4 separate regions of the Homo sapiens genome follow, and all the other regions are linked to region 4. The links are chromatin contacts, found by Hi-C or POLR2A ChIA-PET in ENCODE. All regions are on one chromosome and are shown on one strand. Each heading gives the region's core, a stretch centred on a gene start or an enhancer-like site at or near the end of the contact. The rest is flanking DNA. Distances are from core to core; before and after follow the strand shown.

The links. Hi-C counts contacts between places; a loop is a spot of excess contacts on that map. ChIA-PET counts read pairs that join two places held with the same protein, here RNA polymerase II (POLR2A). Pooled maps may share reads with other maps.
Region 1: a map of K562 shows a loop between it and region 4 (3-fold over the local background). The contact joins two enhancer-like sites. A Hi-C loop is called at or near these places in 7 of 168 maps with a recorded cell type or tissue (CD8-positive, alpha-beta T cell, Jurkat, K562 and 4 more), 2 of 37 single-sample maps with no recorded cell type and 10 of 50 pooled maps. POLR2A ChIA-PET finds 5 or more read pairs at or near these places in 6 of 52 experiments (GM12878, activated T-cell, activated naive CD4-positive, alpha-beta T cell and 3 more).
Region 2: a loop to region 4 is called in a map of breast epithelium, with 12 times the contacts of the local background. The contact joins two enhancer-like sites. A Hi-C loop is called at or near these places in 4 of 168 maps with a recorded cell type or tissue (CD8-positive, alpha-beta T cell, breast epithelium, mammary epithelial cell and 1 more) and 2 of 50 pooled maps. POLR2A ChIA-PET finds 5 or more read pairs at or near these places in 2 of 52 experiments (T-cell and activated CD4-positive, alpha-beta T cell).
Region 3: a loop to region 4 is called in a pooled map, with 5 times the contacts of the local background. The contact joins two enhancer-like sites. A Hi-C loop is called at or near these places in 2 of 168 maps with a recorded cell type or tissue (GM11168 and naive thymus-derived CD4-positive, alpha-beta T cell), 1 of 37 single-sample maps with no recorded cell type and 5 of 50 pooled maps. POLR2A ChIA-PET finds 5 or more read pairs at or near these places in 3 of 52 experiments (CD4-positive, alpha-beta memory T cell, activated CD4-positive, alpha-beta T cell and activated naive CD4-positive, alpha-beta T cell).

What each region holds. Positions count from the first base shown.
Region 1 is chr12:92,402,293-92,405,307 of GRCh38, reverse strand. No RefSeq gene overlaps it. Among named protein-coding and RNA genes, the nearest start is that of CLLU1, 18 kb to the left of the region's middle. RefSeq lists cis regulatory regions at 17-466, 1,097-1,630 and an enhancer at 1,059-1,308. Within about 2 kb of position 1,332, at least 7 of the 41 ENCODE cell types and tissues checked have a DNase peak (open chromatin) inside an H3K27ac peak, as active enhancers do.
Region 2 is chr12:92,377,858-92,380,924 of GRCh38, reverse strand. All of the region lies in intron 1 of LOC105369902 (a long non-coding RNA gene), which reads right to left. Among named protein-coding and RNA genes, the nearest start is that of LINC02391, 16 kb to the right of the region's middle. RefSeq lists a cis regulatory region at 1,364-1,908. Within about 2 kb of position 1,769, at least 2 of the 41 ENCODE cell types and tissues checked have a DNase peak (open chromatin) inside an H3K27ac peak, as active enhancers do.
Region 3 is chr12:92,296,213-92,299,366 of GRCh38, reverse strand. The region is part of intron 2 of LINC02391 (long intergenic non-protein coding RNA 2391); the gene reads left to right. Among named protein-coding and RNA genes, the nearest start is that of LINC02391, 66 kb to the left of the region's middle. RefSeq lists enhancers at 1,216-1,265, 1,296-1,385. Within about 2 kb of position 1,291, at least 5 of the 41 ENCODE cell types and tissues checked have a DNase peak (open chromatin) inside an H3K27ac peak, as active enhancers do.
Region 4 is chr12:92,339,598-92,342,745 of GRCh38, reverse strand. All of the region lies in intron 2 of LINC02391 (long intergenic non-protein coding RNA 2391), which reads left to right. Among named protein-coding and RNA genes, the nearest start is that of LINC02391, 23 kb to the left of the region's middle. Within about 2 kb of position 1,670, at least 2 of the 41 ENCODE cell types and tissues checked have a DNase peak (open chromatin) inside an H3K27ac peak, as active enhancers do.

The DNA.
Region 1 (3,015 bases), core at 83-2,582, 63 kb before region 4:
TGATATTTAGGAAATTTTTTTCTATTTTTGAAAAGTTATTAAAAACACACACACACACATACACCAGCACACATTCTTGGGATGAAGCCTAGCACAACTGTTTCAATGTGAATTCCTTTAGCCTTTTCTCCTTTTGGACAGGGAGTTTCACTGTGTGTGCTGACACATTGTGTGGGGTTGAGAAGGACAAGAAAGGAGACCAAAGATAAGGCAGAAGAAGCGGGTGGATACCACAGATAACACTTTAGGCAGGTTTAAAATTCTTATTGAAGAAAACTCACCTAGCAGTGGCTGAACTAGGTGACCCTGAAGGCTCCTTACAAACCTATGATTCTCATAATCTATCTCATAAATAAGCAGATTCCAGCCCCAGAAGCCTCAGTGTACCAACCTAGGAAACGGTAGCATTCTTTTTTTGAAATACTTGTTCTAAGTACTGTCTCTTCAGATCAAGAATGGTGTTCCTTCTTAATAGCTCCTCCATTATCACTACTCCCCCAATCACTATCTTTGTGACTATGAAAGCCTGACTCTGAAGGCTAATCCTTAACCTTCCTGGTCTTCTTTACTAAAGTCAGTCTTTGGTATGAGTCATTTGAGATGGATGCATGGGCCTTTTCTGTAGTAATAGCAACAACGATAGTAGCAATACTAATAGTTAATATTAATTGAGCACATACTACATGTGAGGAACATGCTGTGGCATAGGTACTATATTACTAACTACCACATGTTACTGAAGAGTAAGCTGAGGCACAGAAAATTACATAGTGCCAGGGGCAGTTAAATAGGCACTCCTAACTATAGAATGCAAATTACCATTCACACATGGGCATAGTTCCTGCCATTTACCACCCTCAGAGGCTGCAGACTTAGCTGCCAAACTGCCAAAGGTTTACACAGATGTAAATTTCAGGCTACATGAATCCCATAACTTTTTGTGCCTACTTTTCACTAATTCACCTGACTTTGACATCTCATGCTTCTATAAATGTCTTTTAACTCAGTGGTTAATAAGAAGCTAAAATGGTATTTTGGTATAATTACAAAGTAATCAGCATAAAGTTTTGGGCAACAATTGAATTAGTGGCTCCTCGAACAAAAGGACAGAACATGTTACATTTTAACATGGTGCGTAAAAAAAATGCTTACAGGATCAAGGCCATTAATCCCTTTAGTTCACTTGGACTGAGGGTGGGGAAATCCCAAGAAACAGCAATTCAATCACCTTCTTGAACAGCCCACATGCTCAGATGATTTCTGAGAAATGAACTTAACTTTTAGAGGTTTCATGATCAGCTGCTGGATGACATCCGGCACCAACTTAACCACTAATCTCAGATCTCATAGCAACACAGATCGCCTGGAACTCAAAATAGTCCTGCCTCAAGCTCTTTTCACTTCTTATCACTTCAGCAAGAGCATGTGAAGGAAAGGTGTCTATCAGCCAACAGCTGCTAATTTTCAGAGAAATGAATGGATGTGTGGCTGCTTCCATTTAATCAGTCACCATCTATCTCAGCAGTATTAATGCTTCCATTTGACCAGCCACCTCTATCTACACATACTTCTTTTTTATCTAAGAGTCTACTGGACTTTTTCAAATTCATCTGAACATGTGATATTTTCACAGGGCTCAACATTGAACAAAATCCTCTTTAATCCTAACCTTTCACCACTTTATTTTATTTCTCAACATTTCCCTTTCATAGAAACACATTGGAAGCTAATCCCCAAGACTTTGAGAGAAGTCACCCAAGAAAGTCTGACTTTGCTGGAAGATCTTTAAGCTGCTTCAAGCCTTGGATGTCATCTGATCACTGCTCTTGATTTCTTTATCCTTGGACTGCAGTTAGAGACTTGGCTGCTATAAAGTGAATTACTCTTGAATAAGGGCATAGTTTCCACTGTGATAACCTTGTTTCTATCCATGACAGCTAGGGAAACTGCAGCCTGAGAGTGCTTTGCTTGGTAGCAGGTGTAATGTAGTTTTGACTAAAATTCTGTTGAAGAAAACTCTCTCAGCTTGCCCCCAAACAATTTATGTCAGCAGAAGAAATAAATAAAGAAATAATAATAGAGTATATTGTTTGAATTTGTTGCAGTGGGGTATATTGTTTTATGACAAAAAAACAAGTATCAATTTTTAGTTGCACACTTCTAGGTCACCTAAATGGTTGGTTCTGGCACAAAATTTAATATAAGGAAATGTGAAAACTCCTCCCCTAACTTCTGCCAAGCCTCTCCTGTATGGTTAACTGCTGCTTTCATGTCCCCTGTCACTGAGAGGACTTTGGTAGTCATATTTCATCTCTGTAATTCCCATATGAACTTGCCTTAAGTTAAAAACAACCAAGGATACATTCTCCTTTGCTTTGTAGGAGGTGGTGCCCAGAGTTCATAAACTGAATTTAAATTATACCAAAAGAGATCTTCAAACTGTGAAGAAAGCCTAGCATATGACAGTTTGCTCATAAAGACCAAGTAAAGCTACTGTATTGCAGAGGAACCAACAGTTTAGTATAATCCAATTCAATTTGCAAGCAATCATTAATTATTTTCTGGGTTTATTATATCATTAATAGCTGTAAATAAGCCACGTATTTCAGTTGAAAGGAATCAATTCTACCTTTAAATCAAATTTGAAGAAGAGGAAGGGGAAAAAGAAGAAGAGGAAGAGAAGGAGGAAGAAGAAGAAAAACAAGAACATGAAGAAGAAGGAGGGGGAGAGGTGAGGAGAAGAAAAAGAGGTAGTGGAAAAATAAGGAGGAGAATAGAAGGGAGAGGGATAACAATGATACCACCTTTTAAGAAATCAAAAACTGGATCTGTTAGTCCTCCCTCCCTCTCAGGCACCCAATCTCAGGTGTTGCTAGACAGAGGACAGCAAGACCCTTCTAATTTCCCACCGCAGCAATACACCCAAGTGCCATCTCTTCCTGAAATGCTAGAAGGGAGCTAACATTCACTGGGCTCCTCTTACAATCATGTACATTCTTTGGTACTTTACATGAC
Region 2 (3,067 bases), core at 520-3,019, 38 kb before region 4:
GGCCTGCAGGGACAGAGATTAAGAATACAGATGGAGACACTTGGGGAAGGGCATCATTTACAGACAAGCCCAAGATATTTTACTGCTAAGGTTTCTCTGTTCACCTCCTTATCAAGTAGAGTGTGTTCCTTTAAAGATAAATAATGTAATGTTCACGTTTCTGCAAGGGATTTCCAGTTGAAAGGATGATTGGTCAAATTATTGGATGCTCTTGGAATCCAAAATCCTCAACTAACTGGCCTACAAAGTGCCCCAGGATCTGGTTCTCTGATAGCTCCAGCCTCATCTCAGCTACTCCCATCTGGCTTTCAATCCTCCTAAGCCACCGGCCTTTATTTTTTCCAGAGTGCCATACCCCATCTGCTTTGGGGTCTTTACCTTTTCATTACATTTCCTTTACCCATCCCCTTTCTGCATTTTCTCTCTCCTCTACCTCCCAACCTCTTTCTTATTTACTTTTATTTCTTTTTAAATTAATTTTAATTTGTATTTTCAGTTCTGGGGTATACGTGCAGGATGTGAAGGTTTGTTACGCAGGTAAACATGTGTCATGGTGGTTTGCTATGCTTATCTTTATTTATTTTCATGTCCCAGCTTACTTGCTTAGAGAGGTCCACAGGTAGCACAGGTCAGGTATGTTCCCCACCCCAGGCTGAACACTTGCTAGTACCAGATGTTGTTCTACATGCTTCACATGTGCTATCTCAGTTAATCTCCACAGCAACCCTGAGAGGAAGGTACTATTATAGCTTCATATTATAGCTGGGGAAACTGAGGCACAGAGCGATTAAGCAACTGGCTACTGTCACAGGGATGGTGAGAGGAAGAATAAGACTTGAGCCTCTTGGGCAGATTCCAGAGCCCATCATTCTCTCAGGCATTTGGCTAAATTGTCTCTCTTAGGATGTCCTATCTGCCCACTCCTGGCATCCTTCTCCTTGAAGCATGCCTCTTCTTAAATTTTTGTGAAATGATTTGTTTTTGTCTATCTTTCCTACTATAATCTCTATGAGAGTTCAGCCACAGTCCTTGTATCTAGCACTGTGCCTGAAATATAACAGGTGACCAAGAGATATTTGAAGAGTAAAAATTAGAAGGTCAAAGAGAAGGATAGATGGAGGAGCAGATAGTCTTTACTGGTGTAGGCCTTTAAAAAATGGTACCAGTGCCTCTTGGATTTTGAGCTTTATTTGCACGCAAAAAAGAACTCTGTCCCTGGGTCGGCAATATTATCATCGTTTACAAAGAGCAGGGTGCTTAGGGCTACATATTTTGGACAGACCAGGTCTTGGCCCACCTCAATTTAATTTTTTCAATAGGAAGCACTGCTGTTGCAGGATGCCCCAGATGTGACCAAACTTTTAAGAGGTCAAGAGGTCAACAATAAAACTGGTATGGAGCAGAGGAGTGGAATAAAATGGCATAGTATTTTTAAGCTAAAAGAGACCATAAACACAGCCAATGCAGCTTCATGCTACAATAGTTGATGTAGCAATGATTCTTAGTTACTTGAGCCGTATTTCTTCAACCATATCTTCATCTGTTTTTGGCATAGGCTAAGGTATTCAAGAGTGTTCTGACAGTGCCCTCCTATCTGGTGTGCTCTGCTGCTGTCAGACAAAGATAAGACACAGGACAATTTAGCAAAGCCATGTGACTGTGATGCCGACCCTTTCATCCAGTCTATGGATGAGACAGTGACTGATAATACCTTCAAAACATCCTCCACTTACCAAATGTCTGAACTCAAACACAAATCGACAGTCTTAAGGCATAAAGCAGTTATTTCACAGAAGTGTGAGGTTTGAACACAGGCTTCTGAGGAAACAACCCTTTGCAAAGGTTTCATGATTGAAAATTGCAAGGCAGTTTTGGTGAAGATCAAAGGCTGATTTCAAAGAACAGACCTTCCTGAATATTTTTCTTCATTCTGGTATCTGACCTACCTAGAAGTACAACTCCAAACCCAAAGGTTGCATAAAAGAATATTGCTTGGGGCACAGATTTGTAATGAGAAAACTACCCTCTTGCTAGCTGTGACCTTGGGCAAGTCAGTTGACCTCTCAGAGTCTCAGTGTTCTCATCTGCAAAATGAAGCTAGTTCTTCAACAAACACCTGGATAATGACTTCTGTGTGTGATGTGCTGTGGATGATGGGAGAGCTATCATTTCTCAAGTGCATACCATGTTTTGGGGGCGTTACCTCTATTATCTAACTCCATTCACAACAAAGCTGTTTAGTGGAAACATTGGAAACTGAGGCTTGGAGAGGTAAGCAACATGGTGAGTGGAAAAGCCAGGATCCGAACTCGAGTCCGGACCCCAAAACCTTTGCTCCTTTTACTCAGCTTCACACAAGCCCATGTGTGGGAAAGGGCTCTGAAAAGTGGGAGAGCAAGATGTTGATCACTATATGTATATGATCACAATATATCATTTATATGCAGTTTTAAATGGACTTATGCTCTCCTCCTAAATTCTTTTCTGTCCCATTGTTAGAGTGAAGCAAAATCCTTGGGGAAACTTTCTTTACCCCATGGAACGCCATAGAAAAATGTAAGGGAGCTTGCAGTAGATTTGCCTGCCTGCCTGTGGCTCAGCCCAACCTCCATATTTTAGGGGGTAGGAGAGTGGTTGTGACGAATTCTCTAGAGACCCCACAGGCTGGGACAAGGGACCCAGACCTCCTTTCCTTTCTCTTTTCTGAAGCATCAGAGCATCTACAGGCAAGATCCCTTCAACCGCCAGCATAAGTATACACTTGGGGAGCACTTATTCTCTTGAAGATGATTTATCTGTAAAGGCTTCGAATGATCGAAGTGTTGGTAAACTCAGACGCTATTGTCTCACACTCTTTTTTCACTCCTGCAGCTGCTGGTTGGTTTGAAGAGAAGTTTAGTGCTCTCAACAGCAATGAACAGCATTGGGTCAATATTCAGTGGCCGGGAGACAATCTGGGTTACTACGTATGCTGCTTTGTTGTGAACTGGAATTGGCATCATGTCTCCAACATTCTGAAGCCAAGGCTGAGGATATACAAGGTCTAGAATCATTAAGGGTGTGATAA
Region 3 (3,154 bases), core at 42-2,541, 43 kb after region 4:
GCCAGAGGGTAGAATGCATGGCAAGGATAGGGAGAAGATTAAAGGGGAGATGAGGGCAAGCTGGAAGGGATTTATGTGAGTTTAGATTTCATATGTAGGTCTAGAGAGAATGAGGCAATGGGTGCTTTTAGGCAAGGAAGTTCCTGAAAGGTACGATCTACGTCTAATATAATTTGTGCATAAAAACTGCTATGATATTTAAGCCAGTCCTTCTAGTGGCAGCTTTTGCAAGAATTCAAGCCTTAATGTCACTGCCATGTCTGGGATTAGCTCTTGAAATGGGAACCAAAAGATAGTGAAAATCCACTTACTTCCCGCCTCCCCCAAGCTAGACGTTGGTTTGGAAATGATCTATCTCCTGTGGTGAGTCTAGTGCAGATTGATCCAATAGTGTCCATTATAGCCTCTAAATATCTGGCCTGGGCTGACCTCAAGAATCCCAGAAACATGGATTGGTTCCAAGGTCACCCAGAAACTCGTTGGTCTTGCTTTAAGAAACTACAGAAATTTGAAAAAACTCTGGAATCATTTCTATATAGGATGACAAACAAAACTCAAGTGTTAGTGGTATGACATTATAGCCTCTAAATATCTGGCCCGGGCTGATCTCAAGAGTCCCAGAAACATAGATTGGTTCTAAGGTCACCCAGACACTTGTTGGTCTTGCTTTAAGAAGCTCCAGAAATTTGAAAAAACTCTGGAATCATTTCTATATAGGATGACAAACAAAACTCAAGTGTTAGCGGTGTGACAACTCATCAGATCTTTTCCGAGTTCTCTAAACCATGTGGATCAGTTTAGACTTTGCCACTGGGTGAGGTCAAAAGATTGCTGATCCATCTTGCTTTCACTGAGATTGGATTTCACAATAAAGCAGCCTTTCCCCTGGTGTCTTTGGCTCTCAGGATTTTGATTCCGTCCAGACCCTAAGTAAAGGGCAGGAGAAAATTTTGAAAGAAAAAGAAAGAGAGCGGGAACAAATGTGTTCTGAATTTCACATAACAAAGTGGAGCTCTGGGTTGTGGTTGAGCTTGGGAGCAGATGCCCTCATCCCTCTTCCCTCTGAGAATGCAGTGGGGAAATATCTGGGCTGCTCCAGTGAAGCTGTGGCATTTGGGTTTAATCTGATAGACCTGAATGTGCCTACTCTGAATCCAGACGAGGTTTTGGCCTGATGTTTTTGCCCAAACCTCAAGTGAGTATAAGCAAAGGAAGCCAAGTTCCCCACTTGTATCTACTGACTCATTCTACTAGAAGTCCGTTGCCCTTGTAACAGTTCGTGTTGTTTATTGGCTTCTGCCTTAAAAAATTTAAAATATAGTTGAACTGAAAGTTGATAGGTTATCATTTGAAGGAGGAAGTGGAAAGTTCCAAAACAGACAACAAAAGAAGCAAAACTTTGATTTTCACTGTGGCTGTTAGGACCCGCCCTTCCTCCTGAATTTTCAGCAGATGAGAGGGATTTTTTGTTTGTTTGTTCAATTTAATGCTTCAATTTTCAGGAAGGAGCCAGATGAAGCTTCTTAGGCATTATCTGCCTGGGACGTGATGAATTAATTGCAGGCCTCATTTTGTAGCAGTCGGTATCAATGGATGGGGTGCTAGTTCAGCCCTTTTGAAAGTATGTAGCAGACGGAGGTGGCTCCAATAATTACATTAAGACCGTGGATACACACTTGCCTTAGGGATTTGGAGTTGCGCTTAATCAAATCTGGATTTGACATTTCACAGCCCACATCAAGGATTTCTACAAAGGAACAGCAGAGCATTGCCAGCTCCTGCTCTTACTTAGCATCTCCTCCTGAGTAACTGAACAGTCCTTGTGCTAATCTTATTGATGCTTTGGCTGCATTTCTGCCCTGCTGCACAGCACTCAGCTTCTGTAGACCATCTTTTCTTTCATCTTTTTCTCAGTGAAAAAGTGTTTATTAAGTGTCCATCATGTGCCAGGGCCCTGGGTTAGGATCTGGGGTAGGGTAGATAGGGTGGTGAAAAAGGCTGGATTCTGAGCTCCTGCATTCGTAAAAGGTTACACCTAAGGCCAGAAGCAGTGGCTCATGCCTGTAATCCCAGCCCAGGCAGGTGGATCTCTTGAGCCAAGGAGTTCGAGACCAGCCTGGGCAACATGGCAAAACCCTATCTCTACAAAAAATACAAAAATTAGCTGGGCATGGTGATATGTACCTGTAGTCCCAGCTACTCGGGAGGCTGTGGGGAGATCACTTTAGCTGTGATTATGCCACTGCACTCCAGCCTGGGTAACAGAATGAGACCCTGTCTCAATTTTTTTGTTTGTTTGTTTGAAAAGGTTACACATAGCAGGAGTTACAGAAGGCTAACCCGTGGCTCAAAAGCAATGAACTGTTTTTCAGTTCATTACCTACCACGTGCCAGATAGAGGTAATACAAGGAAGAGTAATAGATGATGCCTGCCCTTGAGGAGTTTAAAGTTCAATGGGGTGGTTTCCAAACTTTAGTAACCCCAGAGGTCCCAGGGATGCCTATTTAAAATGAGGACAAGGAACACGGGAGGCGGAGGTTGCAGTGAGCCAAGATCGCACCATTGCACTCCAGCCTGGATGACAACAGCCAAACTCCGTCTCAAAAATAAATAAATAAATAAATAAATAAATAGTAAAAATAAAATGAGGATGAAGACTTTGCATTTTTATAGGCAGGTATTTCTGAAGTAATTGTTCTTTGGATCATATTTTGAGAAATACTGATAAAAGTATAAGTAATATAAACAAACAGTTGCTTAAATAGCCCCTGTCACAGTAAAGGCGCAAAGGTAGAAGAGCTCAGTTCTCCTTGGGAGGCCATAGAAGGCTTCCAAGATGAAGATCTAGATCAGATCTTGTAGAATGATATACAGTTTAATAGGTAGACAATACCACAGGTAAAGCAGTCAAGGGAGAGAAAGAATTCCAGGCAGAGAAGAGAGCAGGCACAAGACACCAAGGTGGAGAGAATGCACCTATTTAGGTGCCCTGTGAGTACAGAGCGGAGGTACAGGGGAGTTAGGTGATTAAATTTGCATTTTAGGTAGATCATTCAGATGGCAATGGGGTATTTGGTAGGAGACAAACAGGATAGGGGGCAGGGAAAATTTAGGAGTTTCTCGATTAGTGTTGTTAATTGTAAAAATAATAGG
Region 4 (3,148 bases), core at 421-2,920:
GACTGCTAGGACCTTGAACCCAGGCTGCACCTTGGGAGAGGAAGCAAGGGAGGTACTAAGAGCCAGAGTTGATACATATATAGCCTAATGCTTAGGTGGATCTTTTGCATTGCATGTTTGCTGCTTTGATAGTAATTCCAAGGATACACAACTTTAGCCAAGAAAAAAATCATTATTCTCTCCAATTTCTCGGCTTGGATCAGCCTTTGTGGCCTGTCCCAGTTCTACTGATTTAACTAGAAATTTTTATATAATCACATTAAGCCTATGGGGACAGGAGTTGATGTAAAAGAAAGATATCCTCATTTTACCTGGAGGAGGTCATTATTCAGTGGTCAGTAAGTTTTCAAAATAATCAAGAAATAGCTATATATATATATAGAGAGAGAGAGAGAGAGTATACAAATATGGAAATAAATAGAAGAAACTGCTGAAATGTTTGAAAGTAAGGAATGGAATTGGGAATGAGAGGGTAAGAAGTTTATATTAAACGTTTTGTTGTATTTGAGTTTTTAGAATTGTGAACATGTATTGTGTTAATTTTTAAAAAGTAAATGAAGTTTTAAATTAAATGCCTAATATACCTAGTAGGAAGTCAAGGTTTCCTTTTTGTGTTATTCCCAATTTTTATGTTTCTAGATAGGCACCTGACTTCCTCCTGTTTTTTGACAATTTCTGCACAAGAAATTACTAATTCACTATGATCTGAGGGCCATGCAGACTGCCCTAGATAATCTTGAAATTTGCTAAACCATTATAAAAGGTTTTCTTTTAGGTAAATTTCAATCCCTTTACCATTCAAAATGTTGCTAACTGAAAGCATTTTTACAAATATACAGTTAATTGAAATCTGGAAAAGTAATGAGCTTCCTTATTTGCTTATATGCAATTCCCAGTATCACACATGTAATTTAAAGATTACCTACTACCTGCAGATATTCTTCTTACCATGTTAAGGCAGAGACCACCCTCTTCCCATTTCCTATGCTGGAGGTGAGACAGATGGAAGCATTATTATAAATTAAGATCAGTGGTGGGTAGAAATTTGGCAATTCAATTAGGAAAATTACACACCAACGTTACGCTTGTTACCAAAACTTCTTTTTTTGCAAATCACCAACTTCTCCTTCCTCTAATTTTTGGGTAAACAAATTAACGCTGAGTGTTATCGGCTGGCCCGTGGGTTTTCCTGCAATATATTATCAGGACTCTGTCAGTGAAATGCGCGTCGTTGTCCGTACATTAGTTCCTGAGACTTGCAGGAGTTGTTGCAACTTGTTCATTCCAGTGTTCAAATAGTTCAGCCGTTGTGTCAACATGTTAGGGGCCAGTCTCTGATCATGATGGGCCAGGCTCACTCTTTATTATTGCGGGTGGATTCCCTTTCATTTATGTTCAGACTGCAGATCAGCCTCTACCAAAACAAATTGGCAGTGAAAGGTAGAATATTTCTTGTTGAAATTGCCAGGGGAGTCAGTACAGGGTCTGGATAGGATTTCACAGAAGATTGGAAATGGTATCAGGTAAAAAATGTGAGTTAATATTGAGGGCGATTCCACCAGCTTGCTCCTGTCTCTGCTTTAAGAGTAAGGAAATACAGTCACTGATTACAATCATGGCTGTAGTCACTGAGGCTTACAGTATGCCCAGACAGGCGTGGTTTTAAGTGCTCTGTCTTATCTCATTTAGTCCTCATCACATCCGTAGGTGGTATTTCACTTTCATTGGAGTAAATAAAAGAATGCCTTAAAAATGCTTAACACAGTGCCTGACAGTGTATAAAGAAACATTAGCTTATTATCATTGCTAATCATCAATAACGGCTCGATAATGTCTTTTGGAAAAGCTCTGTCTTTTGGAATCCTGCCAGTCCAAGGTAGACTCTTTCCCCTTGGGGGAAGAATGCAAAGGGTGGAATAGAAAACTCTGTTGGAAGTTTACATTCCTATATTTTAGTGGCTAACACGCTCAACAGATGAGGGAAAGACAAAATAAATTTTTCAACACTAATCCTAGTAACTAAAGTATGTCACATGTCCAGATGCTGATTCCATGTGACTTGGCTGGGCCAACACCTACCTTGCCAATCTAATACTGACATTTTTCGCCTAGTAACCAGAGACTCAATCTTACAGCCCCCACTTTCCGAGGAGGGAATGAGATGCTTTGTTCAAACAGAGGTGAGCCTTGTTAGATGTTGCAGAGGAAATTCAGACATCAAATAAATGCCCTTTAATGCTGCTTGTCACTCAGAACTTGTGATGCTAAGAACACACAATGTTAACTTTTTTTAAGGAATTAAGTGGAAGACTCCACCACTGTATTGCTAAAAAGATGTAACCAAAGGCAAGTGTAGCTTTTGGAAATTTAATTGAACTTTAATTAAAATCTTTAACTTTGCTAAAAAAAAAACTGCCATAAAAATAGACATTAAATAGTTAAGCATTTGATTCCTGAGTGGTTACAGTTGTAGTGGACAATGGGCATGATGGAGGCCTGTGATTAAATCAAGGGCTTTGGCCCAAGCAGATAACACTGGGATTAAAACATGGTCCTGACCACACCTACTTTTGTCACTTTAGGGAAGTTATCTCTTTATGTGTGCATTTTCACATCTGTAAGATATGAAACTTCATGGAATTGAGAGACAGGACTAGCTGGATTTCCTGTGCTGACTAAGAATTCCTAAGCCTAGCTGGGGAAGGTGACCCCATCCACCTTTAAAGACGGGGCTTATAACTCAGCTCATACCCGACCAATCAGGTAGTAAAGAGAGCTCACTAAAATATCAATTAGGCTAAAAGCAGGAGGTAAAGAAATAGTCAATCATCTATCGCCTGAGAGCACAGGGGAGGGATAATGATCGGGATATAAACCCAGGCATTCGAGCCAGCAGTGGCAACCCACTTTAGGTCCCCTCCCATTGTATGGGAGCTCTGTTTTCACTCTATTAAATCTTGCAACTGCACACGCTTCTGGTCCATGTTTGTTCCAGCTCCAGCTGAGCTTTTGCTCACTATCCACCACTGTTGACCGCTGCCATCGCAGACCCACTGCTGACTTCCATGCCTCTGGATCTGGCAGGGTGTCTGCTGTGCTTCTGATCCAGGGAGACACCCATTGCCGCTGCCAATCGGGCTAGAGGCTC